2 separate regions of the Mus musculus genome follow, and region 2 is linked to region 1. A link is a loop called in an ENCODE intact Hi-C map of the cell type or tissue named here. Cell type or tissue: left cerebral cortex. All regions are shown on one strand. Each heading gives the region's core, and the rest is flanking DNA. Links, peaks and the distances in the headings are about the cores only. Region 1 holds the start of Cir1 (corepressor interacting with RBPJ, 1). Region 2 overlaps Gpr155 (G protein-coupled receptor 155).

Region 1 (8,314 bases), core at 315-8,314:
GTATGGAATGTCTTTGTATTTGGAAAGACAAGTCAAAGGATATTCTACATTATTGTGTGTAATTCTCTTTTCTCCATGAATTCTATACCAAAAAAGTCTGTTAAAAAAAAAACACAGAAGAACATACATACACATCTTTATTGAGGATTATTACTATTTTTATTATTATTTTAGATTTATCTATTATACATAAGTACACTGTAGCTGTCTTCAGACATACCAGAAGAGGGCATCAAATCTCATTACAGATGGTTGTGAGCCACCATGTGGTTGCTGGGAATTGAACTCAGGACCTCCGGAAGAGCAGTCAGTACTCTAACCACTGAGCTGTCTCCCCAGCCCATAGAATATTATTTTTAATCAAGAGGAATGTGCACTAGTGTAAGTGGTGGATGATCTTCAAAAACATGTTAAGGGAAAGAAATCAGGAGCCCTAACACGGCTCAGAGGGTAAAGTTGCCACCACCCAGGACTGCTGGCCAGAGTTCAATCCCTGGGACCCACATATGTGAAGACAGGGAGTTGCTTCCCACCAAGCTGTCCTCTGACTTCCACATGCGGACCAAAGTCCTCATATGCCACTACACACACACACACACACACATACACACACACACATATAAATAAATATATTTTAAAAATTAAAATAACAGCCAGGGCGATACAGAGAAACCCTGTCTTGAAAAAAAAATTAAAATAATAAACCAGTCACAAAAGACTCTGTAATCATTTGCCTCATGTGTGCATAATTTTAAAAACTACACTGTTATAGGTAGAAAGTAAAAGGTGATTACTTGTAACAGGCAGAAATGAGGTAAATTAAGAAATGGGGAAATGACTCCTGTGGAGGTTTGAATAGGAATGGCACCATAGTCATGCGTTTGAATGCTTGGCCACAGGGAGTGACAGTCTTAAGAGGTATGGTCTTGTTAGAGTAGGTGTAGCCTTGATGGAGGAAGTGTGTCACTGTGGAGGTGGGCTTTGAGGTCTTAGATGCGTAAGCTACACCCAGTGGGGTATACAAGTCTCTTTCTGATCAAGATGTAGAAGTCTCAGCTCCTTCTCCAGCACCATGTCTGCCTGCACGTTGTCATGTTCCCCACCATGACAATAATGGACTCAACCTCTGAACCTCTAAGCCAGCCCCAATCAAGTCTGTCCTATGTAAGAGTTGCCTTGCTCACAACGTCTCTTCACAGCAATGAAACCCTACCTAAAACAGCTACTAATGTGCATCAAATTTCTTTTTCAGATGACAAAATGTTTTGAAAGTTGATATGGTGATGGATTACAAACACTAAACAAAGTTAAAAATTCAGGTGTATTTTAAATATCTATGAATTTTGTCTTAACACCATTCAACCTTTTTAAATCAAGTACATGAAAAGGTTAGTTTCAGTAGACATTGAGAAATACAAATGAAAACTGCAAGCTACCACTCCATACTGATCAGCATGGTTGCTAATATATGGGCTGAGATATAACTCGGTTAGGAGAATGCTGGTCTGACACACGGGAGCCTGTGTCGGCTTCCTAGTGTCACATACTCCAGGTGTAGTAGCACATGCCAGCACTTAGGAGTTCAAGGCAGGAGAATCTAGAGTTTTAGGTAATCCTTAGCTACATAGGGAGTTCAAACCTAGATTAGGCTATGTGAGACACTGTCTCATGAAAATAACAATGATAATAAATAAGGATTAAAAAAAAGAGAGAGAAAACCACAAAATTACAAACACCAATCAAGTAGGAAAATGAAATGTTCTGCATTAATAGTCAGAAATGTATTTATAGAGCAGTTACTGTGAAAAAGTTTGGTGGCTCCTTAAAAAGCTAAACCAAGAATTACCTAGAGATCCGACAATTCTGCTCCTAAGCACATAAGATAAGCAACTGAAACCAGCACTGAGCAGCTACCTCTATGTCAATGCTAATAGTATGACCCAATGATCCAGAAAATGATGTCTCATGTTTCAAATGTTGCTTCAGAGTACAGTCTAGAGAAGAGAACCAAAATACCACTACTCAACTAATTCAATATTAACACAATGAAAGTAGCCAAAAGGTAGGAACTAGCCTGGATGAAGCCGGTTGACTCTGGCCACAAGGCACAGGTCAAAGACACCCAGCTTCTCTTCTAAGTGTCCTGAACATCCTTTTATTTCAATAACTAAAGAGAGACCTTCCTCATCAGACAACACGCAGTGTTCACCATCTCTGAGAGCCCTGCCTCACGTAGGATTCGCTCCCAGGCTGGAGGAGAGGAATGCAGATGTTTTTTATGTGAAGACTAGGTCAAGTTGGAGTGGTGAGAGTGTCTAATTGTAGGGGTGAAGCTGACTCCATAACTGATTATTCTAAAAAATAATGAGGTGCTTACAGGATGACAGGCAACACCAACTTACCTGTTATCATACGACTCCTGCTCTTTAAGGTACTGTTGCATTAATTCTTCTTGTTTCTTTTTATCATACGATATTTTCTGTTCTGCCATCCATACCTATATTAGTGAAACAAAATATAATTTAACAATTAGATTCAAATTAAGTTAACAAGTGTGTGTGTGTGTGTGTGTTTTCGAGTATGTGAGTGTGGGATCCGGGATCTTCAGTCACTCTCCCCTTCATTTACTGAGGCAGGGTCTCTCACTGGACCCAGAGGTCAACAATTCTACTAGTCCAGCTACCAGCTTGCACAGAGGAACTCCTGTCTTCTTTTCATGAAGGCTAGGATTACCAAGGGATGGTGGATCCAAACTCTGATCCTTACACTTGTGCAACAAGTGTTTTAGCCACTAGCAATTTTGACAGCCCTCCAGCCCACTTGTCTTCTATAATGAAACACATCTAATACACTGAAATGAAAAGATGCTCACAGCACTTAGAAGAGAAGACGGGTGTCTTGGACCTGAGCATTGTGGATAGAGTTCCCTGGCTTCTTCCAGGATGGCACCTGCCCTTTAGCTGTTTTCACTGTGTTTAGCTGAGTGTGTTGGCCCATGTCCATAATCCTAGAACTCAAGAGGCTGAGGTAGGACTACTAAGTATTCCAGACCAGTCAGAACTACACAGTAAGACCCCAACCAAAACAGAAAAATTACCGTGTATCTCAAGCTTTAGACTGTACAGTTATTTTCATTAGTCTCGACTGCTCAAGACTCAATTCCAGTAACTGAATTAAAAATAAGATGCAGCTCCATTGTCAAAGTGCTCACAATGCTTCTCCTGCATATTATAAACTACTTTATGACCTAGGAGAAGTGGTAGTTGATTGCAGTGGCTTCCACCTGTAATCCCAGCATGCGGGGGTGGGGGTTGGGGGTGGGGGCAGGGGGTTGGAGGCAGAAGGACAAGGAGTTCAGGGCTATCCTCCCTAGACAGCAAGTTTGAAGCCAGCTTAGACTGCAGGAGATCCCACCTCAAATAGAGGCTATGAAACACATAAAGAAATACACTCGTGGGGATTAGGAGTACTACAAAATAAACAGAACAAGACTTTTGGGGTCAAGGAGTAAGGCTGAGATCTGGCAAGCCCTCCCCACTCCCAAGGGACTTAAAAACCTAAGTAACTATATTTGCAGATAACCAGTGTTAGCATTTCTTGCACTTTCTTCCACAGATATCCTAATGTACATGCATGCTAATATATACATTCTTTAGATGTATGGTAATATACAGGACCCACAACTGGTTTGGAAACAAAAGCGAAATATATTCTCATAAGTTTGTGTACTTTTGAGTACTTGAGTACTTTTCTTAACACACAGTGCTAAGCCTTCATTTCGAGTTTCTAGTCATTGGCCATACTATCTCATCTAATCTCCCTAAAATTTTTACAAACTAGGGCAACTGACACTGATAATTCTTGATCAACAGTGTACGAGGCTAATGCTCACATCATTGACTATTTTGTGCGAGGCCTCAGGGCTACATGTAACTGTACTGAACTAAGAATCCAAAGCCCAAGCACTCTCCCGTCGCCATTCTTTGGCGCTGTAATTCTCGCCACGGCCCTTCTGTGTCCAGCAACTGGTTGCCCTGTGATTGTTTAAAACGCTCAACTTGAACGCAGCCATCAGAAACACACTACGGGATGGAGAGTGAGCAGAGGGAGGATTTCTGCCAGAAGATCTCCGTTAAGCAGGAGTCTCGACCCAGAGCAGAGTTCACCGGCTTGGGGCTGTAGGAGACGGATCCTGAACGGACAGTGTTATCAAACCATGCGTGGGTCTCCCCACTGACTGACAGGCGGGACTTGGGGGATCATTCCTGCAAGGGGGAAAGATCGACGACTCCAGCCGTGAGGAGGATACGACCCTCCCAGGGAGCTTAGCAATCTCTGCCCTCTCCGGATGCCTTTACTCACCTTCTTGATGTTGGATTTGGACGCAGGATGGAAGTCCTTCTTACACATGAAATTGGCGAATGACTTCCCCATCTTGGCGTCTGAGTCGGAGAAGCCAACCGCTAGGTCTTCTCGGAACGTAAACAAACTCCCGGAGCTTCACCGGAACTGCTAGGCAAGTTTGGGCGAGAACTTCCGAGGTCGGGAGGATGACTACTTCCGTGGTTTGACGCTTGGCACCGCCCCTCTTGCTCTCTTCCGGCAGTCGCTTCTGGTGGCTGCCGCGGCTTTGGCGGCGTCCGCGCGTGCGCAGCAGAGGTAAGCTTGGGGAACCCCCTGTGCGCGATGCTCGCTCTCTGCGGGGTCGCGAGCGGCGGCGGGCTCTGCTGCGTCAGCTTCGATCCGAGCGCGGTCAGCCCGAACAAGCGAGGTCTCGAGGTTCGAGCCCAGCACTTTCTGGCAACGCCGACTCCAGTTGCAAAAAAATTTTCTTTTGCCGCGCAGTTCCCATGTAGATTAAGTTGTCTCCCGGCAACTGTAGGACGTTTGTGAGCCTCGGAAGATTGGTGTTACCAAAAGCACGGGAATAGACTGTTAGAAGCTCAAGAACCTAGGCTCTTCCTTTCCAATTACTGTTAAGGTTTAATAATAATTATAATAATAATAATAATATTATTATTATTATTATTATCATTATGTATACCTCGCCATGTAGCATTGGTTGCCCTTGAACTAACAGATCCGTCTGCCTTTGCCTTCCCAGGCCTGGGATTAAAGGCCTGCGCCACTACACCCAGCTCCCTTCCGTTATTTCTAGCCATGCAGAAGTTTGCTCAGCAAACATCGTGAATGATGAGAACATGTTAGGGCCAACGACTTTCTCCCTGGGTGCGGGTTTCTTAGCTGTTGCCGCCATCCCAGTTTCGGGTAAGCAAGGCTTAGTCCACTGAGGATAGTCACTTAGTCTGGTGAGGATAAGAATGCCAAGGTACAACGGATGTCAGCTTTCATTTGGGTGTTGGCTGTGTGCCAGTTTTTTGTTTTTTTATCTTGTGTTATTCGTGGCGCGGTCCACGTAACGCTCAATCTTCAATTACAGGCATGCACCACCAAGCTGGGTTTTCACCTTCTAGGTGGTGTTTTAATAATTATTTACTTATTTATTTTAATACTGACGGGCCTGGAAAAAAGGAGAATTAATAGCCTGCCTAAATTATGTGTTGGAGTAGCTAACTTTGGAGCACAGTAAGCAGGAGATCAAGAAATTTAGAGGGGCGACACAAAAGAAAAACTGGTACGTCTTCCCATCTTTGAGATGGAGAAGACCCTTTACTTGTTCCATGGTGAACTTGTTTCTTGAGTCATTTTGAGACATAGGCTAGCTTTAAACTCTAGCTCATCCTGCCGAGTCCTGAGATTGCAGGTGGGCTATCATATCCTGCTTTGCTTTCCTTTCAATAAAACATTTATTGTATTTATATTTTTTATTTTGTTTTAAAATATTTAGGATGCTCCCATATAAAACTATGCTAAGAATTGGTTCTTCCTGTTTGTTTTTTTTCAGGGTTTCTCTGTGTAGCTCTGGGTGTCCTGGAACTCACTCTGTAGGCCAGGGTGGTCTGGAACTCAGAGATCTGCCTCTGCTTCCCAAGTGCTGGGATCAAAGGTGTGCACCACCACCCCCAGCATGATTTGGTTCTTATAAAAGAAGGGAACTGGGTTAGAGAGAGAGAACAATGGTTAAGATAGCTCAGTGCTTTCCCTGAAGACTTGAGTTCCGTTCCTAACACACAAGGTGGCCGTGCACGAAGCCTTACAACCTCTAACTCCAGCTCCAGGGGATTTGAGGCCCACTTCTAGCTTTCTCGGGCATCCCCATTCTTAGTGTAAACACACACACACACACACACACAAATAGTAAAAATAAACCTTTAAAAAGATAAATAATAGAAGTAAACTAAAACTATGTCTGTTCTGGAAGCAAAATAAAAATAGGAGATTTTGAATGGTTCTACAAACTGGAATTTAAGATTTTCCAGATCACAGAATCTGGAAAAGAGAATCCGTACGTCAGTTCTGTAGTCAGGATTTCTAAGTTACAAATGTGAACTTCCTGAAAACATGAAAGGTGGCTTTTTTTTTTTTTTTTTTTTAAGACACTACCCCTGGCTGTCCTGGAACACAGGGCTTGCCTCAAACTCAGAGATTCACCCATCTCTGCCTCCAAAAGTGAGATCTCCAAAGTACTGGGTCTGCTTCAAATTGTCTGTCTTTTCAATATTATAGTCTCTGTGTGCGTTTTTCCTCAAGCCAAAGGAGACCTCCTCTGTAGCAATATTGGGAACATTTGTTTGTTTACATAAATTCCTTTTTGGTTGTTTGGTTTTGGTTTTGTTGTCGTTTATGTTGGGGGGGGGGGGCAGGGTATCTCTCTGTGTAGCCCTGGCTGTTCCTAGCACTCACTCTGTAGACCAGGCTGGCCTCCAACTCAAAGAGATCCACCTCCCTCTGCCTCCCAACTCCTGGGATTAAAGGTGTACACCACCATCACCCGACCTTTACATAATTGTCAATAATGATAGAAAACCTAAGAGGCCCTCCAGTTCTCAAGAATCCCAGTAAGGGGCCTCGTGCACACACAAAGGCCCATGACATGACAGCAGCTGCAGACATAGTGAGAGGAGTAGGGAGGATGCAAGAGGAACCTTGACCATAGACTACAAAAAAAAAAAAAAAAAAAAAAAAGAGCCTTTTACTGCCATGTTATTGTAGTAGTACATGGTTAATTACTAAATCATAGTCTATCTTTTGTAGTTTCTGTTATTGGTTTATCTGTTTAAGACAGGTCTTACTGTATTCACTTGGCTGCCCTGGAATGCACAGAAATAATATGATATTTAAAACTTTACTCAGCACCCTTCTTAGGCATATCCCTTGTTCCCAGAGAAAAGCTTTTTGTTTCATGTGTACTTAAAAGTGTTTCCTTTTTTTAATTTTGAAACTTGTATGTGCTTTCACTTTTTTTTTTTTTTTAAGAAATGGAACCCTATTCCTGTGACACTTTTGTGGCATTACCTCCAGCAACAGTAGGAAATAGGGTTATTTTTGGAAAAAATTCAGACAGACTCTTTGATGAAGTACAAGAAGTAATTTACTGTCCAGCTGCAGTTCATAATGATTTGGAAAAACGTCTCAAGGTAGGTGAAGTATATGTTGTAGTAGAAATATCTGTTGTTTAAGATATTCATGGATAGTTTTATTTTATATGCATGACTGTTTTAACTATATGTATGCTTGCATATCACATGTGTATGCCTGGTGCCCAAGGAGGCCGGGAGGGGGTGATGGATCTCTTGAGACTACAGTTCCAGACAGTTGTGAGCTGTCATGTGGATGTCATGGATTGAGCCCTGGTCCTCTATAAGAGCAGCAAGTGCTCTTAGCCACTGAGAAATTTCTCCAGCCCCATAAATGGTTTTTTCTTTCATTAGCTACCAATTGACAGAAGACCATTGAAATTAAAATTCAAGAATTTAAAGTTGAAAATAGTTTGAATAAAAAATAGACTTCTGATCTTTTATTTAGATAATTTAGAGGAAACTGTTAAAAATAGTAAAACTTGGGGCTGGTGAGATGGCTCAGTGGGTAAGAGCACCCGACTGCTTTTCCGAAGGTCCGAAGTTCAAATCCCAGCAACCACATGGTGGCTCACAACCACCCGTAATGAGATCTGACTCCCTCTTCTGGAGTGTCTGAAGACAGCTACAGTGTACTTACATATAATAAATAAATAAATAAATCTTTTAAAAAAAATAGTAAAACTTATCTCTTTGATCAAATATTTGAATACTTTCTATATATTATGTATGTTGGATATGATAAGGGTTTTCTTAAGTCAGTTTATTAAAACCTGGGCAACATCTTACAGAAATTAAGAATGTACAAATGGACTATGGATGCAACCAACTTCATA
Region 2 (8,338 bases), core at 143-8,142, 56 kb after region 1:
GCACTTTACTCTGTGAGAGACCCTGCATGTTTCGATACCCTGGTGGTCCGGCTCTCATTTGCTTTGGTGACTTTATTGGGCTGGTTTTTGAGAAGCCTGGCTGACCTGATGCTCTTACTCTACTTCCCAAGTCCTGGAGTTGCAAGTGTGCACCACCATGCTTTTACATTTTCCTCCTTACAAATAAATGTTGTTTGAAGCATTTTTTCCTATTAAAAATCTTTGGTGTTTTCTTTCCTAGAATCATTTCTTTACTCGAATCTTTGTTTCACTGAAGGATTTCTTTTTAAAAGCCGTAGCGACTCATGGTTGTCGCTTGTTTCTTTCCACTTAGGTGATTAGAATCCAAGTAGCATTCCAAGTTCAGTGTATACAGACATTTCTCAGAGTGATTCCATTTTGTTGGTGCTAAGAAGTGTAAATATTTCTTACCCCAGGTTGGGTTTTGGAAAATGCCTCAAATGTAGGGCTGATGCTTCATAAAAATATGATACACACTTAATACAACTGTGGCACAAACCTAATACAGACATAAATATTTCAAGTTTGTTTATTTGTTTTGTTCTTGATCCTCCTGCCTCAGCCTTCTAGGCGCTGAAGTGATAGTCATGCTCCACCACACCCAGCTTGTTTCAAGTTCTCACTTATACGTGTGGCACTTAGTAAGTTCCATAAGGCTACAGAATCTGAGGACTTCAGGAAGAAGCAACATCTATTTCAAATTAACACTTTAATTTCGTAGGTAAGGGGGGGGGACGACAAGGGCTTGACTGAGTTGCACAGCATGGGGCAGAGTGGTGTAGAGAGGCCACCTTTTGAGAAACATGAGGTAAAGTTCTGAAACTCTCCTGGGTTCATATGACGTACTTTTCAGGATCTGGTAATAATATGTCTATAAGAAAATTTCAGTCTTTTTGACGTCTTCAATGATAGTCACCTCTGTGTCCACCATATAATTAAGTAGTCCTGTTCTTCAGAACTTAGATTTCGACTTACAGATTAAGTTTGAGCCAAGTGAAGGACAACTGATGTTATGGCTTACAGTCCAATGAGGGCTCTCTAGCAGTCTGGAGAGAGGTAGTGAGATAACCAGCCCAAAACCCTGTCTGTGGAAGTAACTGGCACTAACCTTAAACAAACAAACAAACAAAAAAGAAAGCAAACAAAGAAAAAACCAGCCTGGGGAATTCTGATGTACATTTTAATCTGTGAGCTCCCGTAGGAAATTAAGATCCTTCCTTGTACTTTAACACTTTCAGTTAGAATTAACATAAGTGGGCACCGATCACTAACGTTTTAAACGAGAATTAACATAAACAGATGCCTAGGTCCTTGTGCAGGGTTTGGGTCTCCTACTCTGTGAAGAACTGCAGCTGTCCGACGACAGCCTGGCACCCCTTGCTGGGGTTGCTGAGAAGATCGGCTTGAGTCCATTCAGCTCTTTGGGCTTTCGTAATTTACAACATGAAATATTCAAACGGCACCAGCACGAAGGTGGAGAAGATGACCATTAATACATTTAATGTATATTTGAAAGTGTTTAACTAGTGCATAAAGTTTGGGCCTTCACTGACTTAGGACTTAGCTGAAGTGTTAAAAAAAAGCAATAGGTTTAAAGGGAGAACAAAGCAGGCAGCTATGCAGGAGGGCAGAAATGGTAAAGATAATTTATAAACCAATCTGAAAATGACTGGACATTAGATTTTCAAATACACTGAATGGCTCTATAATTTTGTCTTTTTTGGTTGTGAGCCTGGCCTTGAACAAGTGAGCTATAAAATTGTGCTGTATTTATAATAATCTGATGATCACAGGTCACCTTCACTGCACCAGTAAACTCCTAAGTTCTTTAGATTGATCTCAGCATGTATGTTTGAAGGTCTGGGAGGTAGCTGGGGCTTTGTGACAGATGGATCTATTCGTTCTTCTATTACTCTCATTACATATTCCATCTGAGTAAATGTAAGTAGACATCAGTTCGGGCCGCCTATACTTGGGATTTACAGTCTCTAGGATCTTTTAGCTTGACATCTCATGATAAGCCTCATGCTATGAGAGGTATACTTGCTCAAAGAAGCACAAGCCATCTTCTGTTGGCTGTGAACCAGTCATGTGGCGATCCCTCCCCAGAGCACTGCTTCACTTCAAAAGGCTCAGACAGGACACGCTTTTGATCCTTAGGGCATGAAATCAAAGGTCTTCCCCCTGACAGTCACTTCCTGGCCCTTGCTTATTAACCACTGTACAATGTCCCTTCTGGTAGCATTTTACAATTTCAAGTTTGTGGTAGGAACACAACATTTAGACAGTGCATTTCACAAACATACCATATTGTCTGCTTCTAAGTGAAAATCTAATTCCAAAATAATAATTTTGGAGCCAATTGAAAAGAATATCCTTTCTCATTGGGTCCTCTATTTTTACATTAAAATTTTATTTGACTTTATAGGAGTTTGCTTGCATGCATATCTGTGCACTGCCTGCATGACTGGTGCCCATGGAGACCAGTAAAGGCCTTTGGATCCCCGGGAACTAGGGTAACAGATGGTGTGAGCCTCCACATGGGTGCTGGGAATCAAACCTAGGTCCTCAGGAGCAGTCAGTGCTCTTAACCACTGAGCCATTTCTCCAGCTCTCCACATCCTTTTTCTAACTTACTTTTCTCGTTCTTATATGGCCTCGTTCCCTCTCTTGAACAACTAATAGATTTCCATTCACTGAGTGTCTGCTATATACCAATCATAAATATCCATACTTCATATCATCCTCAGAGTATCTCTGTAACGTGCTGCAAGCCAGCTTTAGGAGAAATGAAACAGGTGACCCAAAGGTAGTTAATTTGTAAGAGGCAAAACCACAGTTTGCCATTCCATAGGACCCCAGCAGTGAGCTCTGAGACACATCTCTTCTCTGCCCTTTTGCACCTGGTGTCTTCAAGGGGAAACTAGGCTGACATGGGCCTAAAGCTAATGAGCTGGACAGAAATAGTGTACTCAGCAGGTAATTCAGCTTTGCAGATATAATATGTGTGTGTGTGTGTGTGTGTGTGTGTCTGTGTGTTTGTGTGTGTCTGTGCTATCAAGACTCCAAATTGATCAGTAGATGCTGAGGTCTTTTAGAGAGGGGATGGGACAGACTTTAGCAGTCTTTTTATGAGCCAACTTACCTGTCCACAGATAGGTGCTGTACAGGGAGCTGTACAATAAAACAAACACCAAAATTTGTCCAACAAAATTTTTTTCTTTAACAAAATTCCATATCATCATTCCAGCACAAACAATAGTCTAAAGAAAAAAATTATTGAAAGATTTTTATAATAGCTAAAAGTAAATCATATGACTTAATACCATAACAAACTATTGATCTAATCAAACCCATTAAAGTTTTATTCACAGAAAATAATCATTCTTTTAAAACTATTGCTGATTATCAACTATTTATTGGTTTCACTAAAATTTCAAGCTTTATGACTAAAAACCCGTTTTCCATAGAGCCTTTAATGATGTACATATTAAATGAAAATAAAGACTATAAGTTTTAGCCTTAGATTTAATAGGCAATGTTAAACTTCTTTCCATTATGGCCACATGCTGGGGAGTAAGTTCTGAGTTCTCTTTGTGTTATTGTTTCAGTCGCCGAGACAGTCTTACTCAGACTGATGTCACTTGGCCACACTTCTGCTTCTGCCTCCTAAGTGTTCAGAATTATAAGTGGGAGTCACCACACTCAGGTAAGAGTTCATTTTTTAATGATTCACTTGTTTGTATTTTTAAAATGCAAAGTTGACATTGATTGCCATTATTAATGTCAAATTTTAAGACATGTTATAATATTTAACATATAAGCACTAATGAATTCTAATTAAATTATATCTGATCACATCTGCTAATAATTTTGACTTTGTAACTGAAAAAAAAAAATCCAAGGAAGCAATTGTTTCTCACGCAGTGCAATAACCTCAGGGGAAGGCGTTGCTGTAGCTTTCCTGGGCATACTAACCTGAGCGATGAGTAAGTTCGCTGTGAGCATATGTGGGAGCTGCTTATATTTCTTACTCAAGAGAAGAATAGACAGGGACCAGATCTTGAAGATAAAAGATTCAAGTTATCTTTCTCAATCTTTATAGTTACTTATTAAACAGAACATCAAAAATCTTGTTATTGTGACACGGGATTGGACTCAGGGCCTTATATACGACAGACAAGCACTCAGCCTCGGGCTACATCCTAGCCCTTGGCTCTCTTGAGACAACCTTGCTATATGACTCAGATTTGCACTGAACTCCAGACCCTCCTGTCTCAGCCTCCCAGTGCTTAAGGTAACAAGTGAGTGCCACGATGCCTGGGCCCGTGGTTAAGACTTTTAGAGAATCCTCTTCATCCTTGTCCCAGGAGAGATTTTAAGGTTTCGTTGAAACTGAAGATTGTTAATATAAATTACTGCATCCACGGTGATATAAAAGGCATGGGGGGAGATCCCATGGTTAACAAATTAGTTCTTTAAGAACTAATGGCTTGTCTAGGGCCATATTCTAAGTATGTCTACCTACAGTGTGGCTGGGATAGGGCACTATGTCACAACCAATTATTTAGGAAAGAATGTTTTAATTCTTTTTTTTTTTCCTTTCTGAATTCTATGATACTAGTTCCTGAGTACTCTAAATTCCAGGTGGTCTTATTTCAAACAACACATACCTCCCACACCAAGATCAATCTTGTATTCCTAGTGTTTAAAAGGATTGGGTTCCTCCCCCTCCCCCTTCTCTTTTTTTTTTTTTCTGGCTAGTACCCAGAACCTAGGGACTCATGCATTATAAGCACATGATCTACACTAAGCGACACCCCAGAACAAGAATTGCATTTCTACTCTGCCTTTAGAGTGCCCAGGAAAGTGTGCTAGCTAATTTTGTTCCTTTTCTTAATTGCCAATAGAAGTTGACACCTTCTCTCTCCCCAAACTACCTTCTTATCAAGGAACATAGGTTTTTCAGAATATGTGGTAGATATGAATTTTTCTAAAAACTCATTAATCATGCATTTATTTATTGTTATATGTATCCATTCCTTAAAACACTGCCTTTTTCGAATCTAGAATTCTGACGGAATTCAGCAGGCAATCTGACCAATGTGGATACTCTAGTTGTTAAAAGCATATACATTTGAGGTAGCAGGATCAAGTTTGAAAAGGTATCTGAAGTTTCACTTAAATAGTTGATCTTGATCCCAAAGACCTTTGTTGATCCTATGATGCTAGAATAGCTTGTTATTTGTACGGTGATCATTATTCATAGAATGCTTATCTCATTGTCTCAAACCTTAAAACAAGCCATAGAAATGGGTGGAATGATTATCTTGGTAGCTAAGAAAACTAAGCTTAAGAGAGATTAAGTAACTCCAAAGAGAGATATAGATAAACCGCAATAGGACAAGGAATCAAATCCAAGTTTGTCTGAGTCTCACACCATGCCGACTATACAGCTCAAAACTCCTGACTGGAAAGACATACTCAGTCAATTACAAAGTTGAGATTACATTTTTTTTTTCAGATAGGTTTTACTTCTCTGTTTTGTTAAATAAATAGTTTGTTTGTTTGTTTTTTTAAACTGCTATTAGTAGTTACTTTCAAACTTATTTTGTGGTTTCCATTCAATTTGACAGTACAACATACTTACCAAGGAGACCAGGCTGATAATACTTATATCAAAGCTAACATTCTGAATGGCATACGCCAGTGGCTTGGCATCCATGGTAGGAAAGGTTAATAACCAGGCAGAAACATACATGATTGGAGCAGACACAAATGTACTTATTACCATGCCTGAGGTTATCTGCAAAAATGAGATCAAATTAAGGAGTCATAATCTTACTTAAACAATTGCTTAAACACTTAAATACCCATAATGCATTAATGCATTTTAAACTGAAAATGAAAGCCAGTGAAGACACCATGGAATCCGGCACATTATCCGCTGCCGTACTTCTCTGTTATAAGAGAATGCTCTGTTGGCCCCTCTTCCTAATCTAGGTTCAAATGATGTTTACATATAAAAATATTATTATAAATTCTGTTGTTGATGACTTAGGTTCTAGGAAAAGAACTCCTCCAATGATCTAACTAAATCTATGAGCAGTTTTCTTCCATACTACGTCACAAACTATGGGGGGGGGTGTCAATTAACAGAAAATAATTACCAAACATGATATAGATCGGTTAATGAAATTGTCCTTCATGTCATTTTTAGAACCCCTTAACACAGTGCATGCCATGCACAATATACATAGGTACCAGTTATGCACCAATTTTCTCACTTTATTGTGGAACGAAGTAGATTTTTTTTTCCCTTAAAATTTCAAAAGTTGCACCTCTGTATATAACTTTAAAGCTTAAGTATAAGTACTTGAAAGAAAATAAAATAATGGCTAATAAAAAAAAAGCACAGGTTTAAAAAAACAGAAGAAAACATGTAACTAAGGTTCCCATATGAAATAACTGTGGCCTTAGAATGTTACAGAGCGCCTCCTTAGTTACAGTGAGGCAGCTTAGGAATCCCAAATTCTCACTAAAAGAACGTTGCTTTCTGGGGTTTACAACTTCAGTCTTCTCCTCAGCACAGAAACCACCCAGCGTAGAGAACACCAGTGCATACATACAATCTCCACTTCCATGTTGAACTGTGTTGCAAAGATAGCCACTCCTGGAGCCACAGGGAAGACACCATATAGAAACGCATAGTTGGACAGGCTTGTATGGTTCACTACGCTGTCCCCCTTGTCCAGGAGTTCCACCATTTCTCTGCACAGGAGGGGCAGCACCAGGCTGGAGACAGAAAAGATACAGAATGTACTTTAACACCAATGCCTGTCTGTCCCTGCTTGCAACAGCACGGGTGAGTCTGGAATTATGCTACTATTGTTCTCCTGCCCAGAAGGCATATGCATGGCCCTGCGTATATTTTATTGCTGCCGGACATTTTGTTGGAAGCCAAGAACTCAACTAGGAGCCACTTCAAGAACCACACCCTGGAATATTTTCAAACATTAGGGAACATAAAGAGGAAAAGAGATTTTTACAAAAATTTCTTGCAAAAAGAGAAAAAGAAAGGGAAGCATTACAATCATAGCTGCTTTCTTGCTTCCTCTATTGGTTAACTGATAAGTTAGATGGGAAAAAAAAAGTTGAAAAAATCTTAGGAACTTCGTTCAAGAATCTTTCAAAACTTTTTGGAAAAAAAAAAACAGCTGAAATTTGTGATTAAGGGTTTAAATGGTTCGATTAATGATAACAATGCAGCACAATGAGACTGTAAAAAGCAGACGAAACTAGGCATCTTAATCATTAGATCTCCCAATGTGTAAATAAAGATGAAGCAAAGGGAACTGAAACAACTGCGGGGAGCAGAAAACAAAGGGAAGCCAGACCTGGTGAGCAGTCAGTCTATTATTAGAGTCTCCACTGTTCTGTAGAAAGAACAGCACTGTCACTAAGCTCACAGGCTCACCGATACATTGTCACAGCAGTGCCTAGAGAGATACATTGGGACTGTGAATGTGTGTACCATGTGCACAGGTGTGCCTGTGGAGGTCAAAGGCTGACATGAGATGTCTTCCTCAGCTGCTCTCCACTTTATTTTTTGAGACAAGATCCCTCACTGGACCTGTAATTCACCACTTCAGCTAGGCTGGCTGGCCAGGAAGCCCTAGGGAATCTCCATCCTCCCAGGGCTGGAATTACAGGCACATGCCACGATGCCTGGCTTTTTACAAGCCTCCCACGGAACCAAACTCAAGTCCTCACGCTTGTGCAATAAGCACTTTACAGACTGAACCACCCCCCTAGTCCCTAATTACCCTTAGATGTCTGTTGTAATAGGTAGTTCATGAAGCTGAGGCACCGTAATTCCTTTTCATACATTTATATATTGTATGTATGTCTTTTATGTGTTTGGCTGTATTGCCCTGCTTGTATTTCTGTGTATCGTGTGCATGCAGTGCCCACACAGGCCAGAAGACAGAGGTGGATCCACCCTGAAACTGGAATTAGCTGCCATCTGGGTCCTGGAACTCAAACCCTGGTTGTCTAAAGAAGAGTCAATGCTGAGCCATCTCTCCAGCCCTCCACCCCTTTAATTTAAATAAAAAGAATCAAATATCTAAAAAGAATAAAAGACCTTAAAAATTTTTAATTAACATTGAAAGTGCAACATTATCACTATTGAAATAACATTATAGTGGAAATACTAACTCAAATATTATGAAGAACATATTACCACCAAAACTATTTTTTGGAACTACTCATTCTTTATTATTTTGGAAATATAAATGTCCTGGTCCCACATTTA

Evidence for each region. A loop is a pair of places that touch in the nucleus more often than their neighbours do. Peaks named below come from ENCODE experiments on the same cell type or tissue, not always from the same donor. Only the 100,000 strongest peaks of a DNase experiment are listed, where the experiment ranks them.
Region 2: it touches region 1 in a loop (2.0-fold over the local background); 4 of 42 quality-filtered maps call a loop at or near these places.

The regions. Positions count from the first base shown.
Region 1 is chr2:73,308,055-73,316,368 of GRCm38, forward strand. It overlaps Cir1 (corepressor interacting with RBPJ, 1), which reads right to left and starts at 4,538. Exons shown (of 10, transcript NM_025854.3): 1 at 4,363-4,538; 2 at 2,403-2,497. The coding sequence starts at 4,434. Scrn3 (secernin 3) reads left to right here and starts at 4,598. Exons shown (of 8, transcript NM_029022.1): 1 at 4,598-4,659; 2 at 7,378-7,538. The coding sequence starts at 7,380. In left cerebral cortex, for the core only: no CTCF peak of the experiment used is centred there; DNase peaks (open chromatin) are centred at 4,001, 4,064, 4,592 and 5,262; H3K4me3 peaks cover 2,213 bases; H3K27ac peaks cover 1,341 bases.
Region 2 is chr2:73,364,315-73,372,652 of GRCm38, forward strand. It overlaps Gpr155 (G protein-coupled receptor 155), which reads right to left. Exons shown (of 17, transcript NM_001190297.2): 5 at 6,651-6,816; 6 at 5,672-5,827; 7 at 4,000-4,083; 8 at 3,167-3,284. Gm13709 (a long non-coding RNA gene) reads left to right here. Exons shown (of 4, transcript XR_866433.3): 2 at 3,633-3,730. Among named protein-coding and RNA genes, the nearest start is that of Gm13709, 11 kb to the left of the region's middle. In left cerebral cortex, for the core only: no CTCF peak of the experiment used is centred there; a DNase peak (open chromatin) is centred at 7,451; H3K27ac peaks cover 876 bases.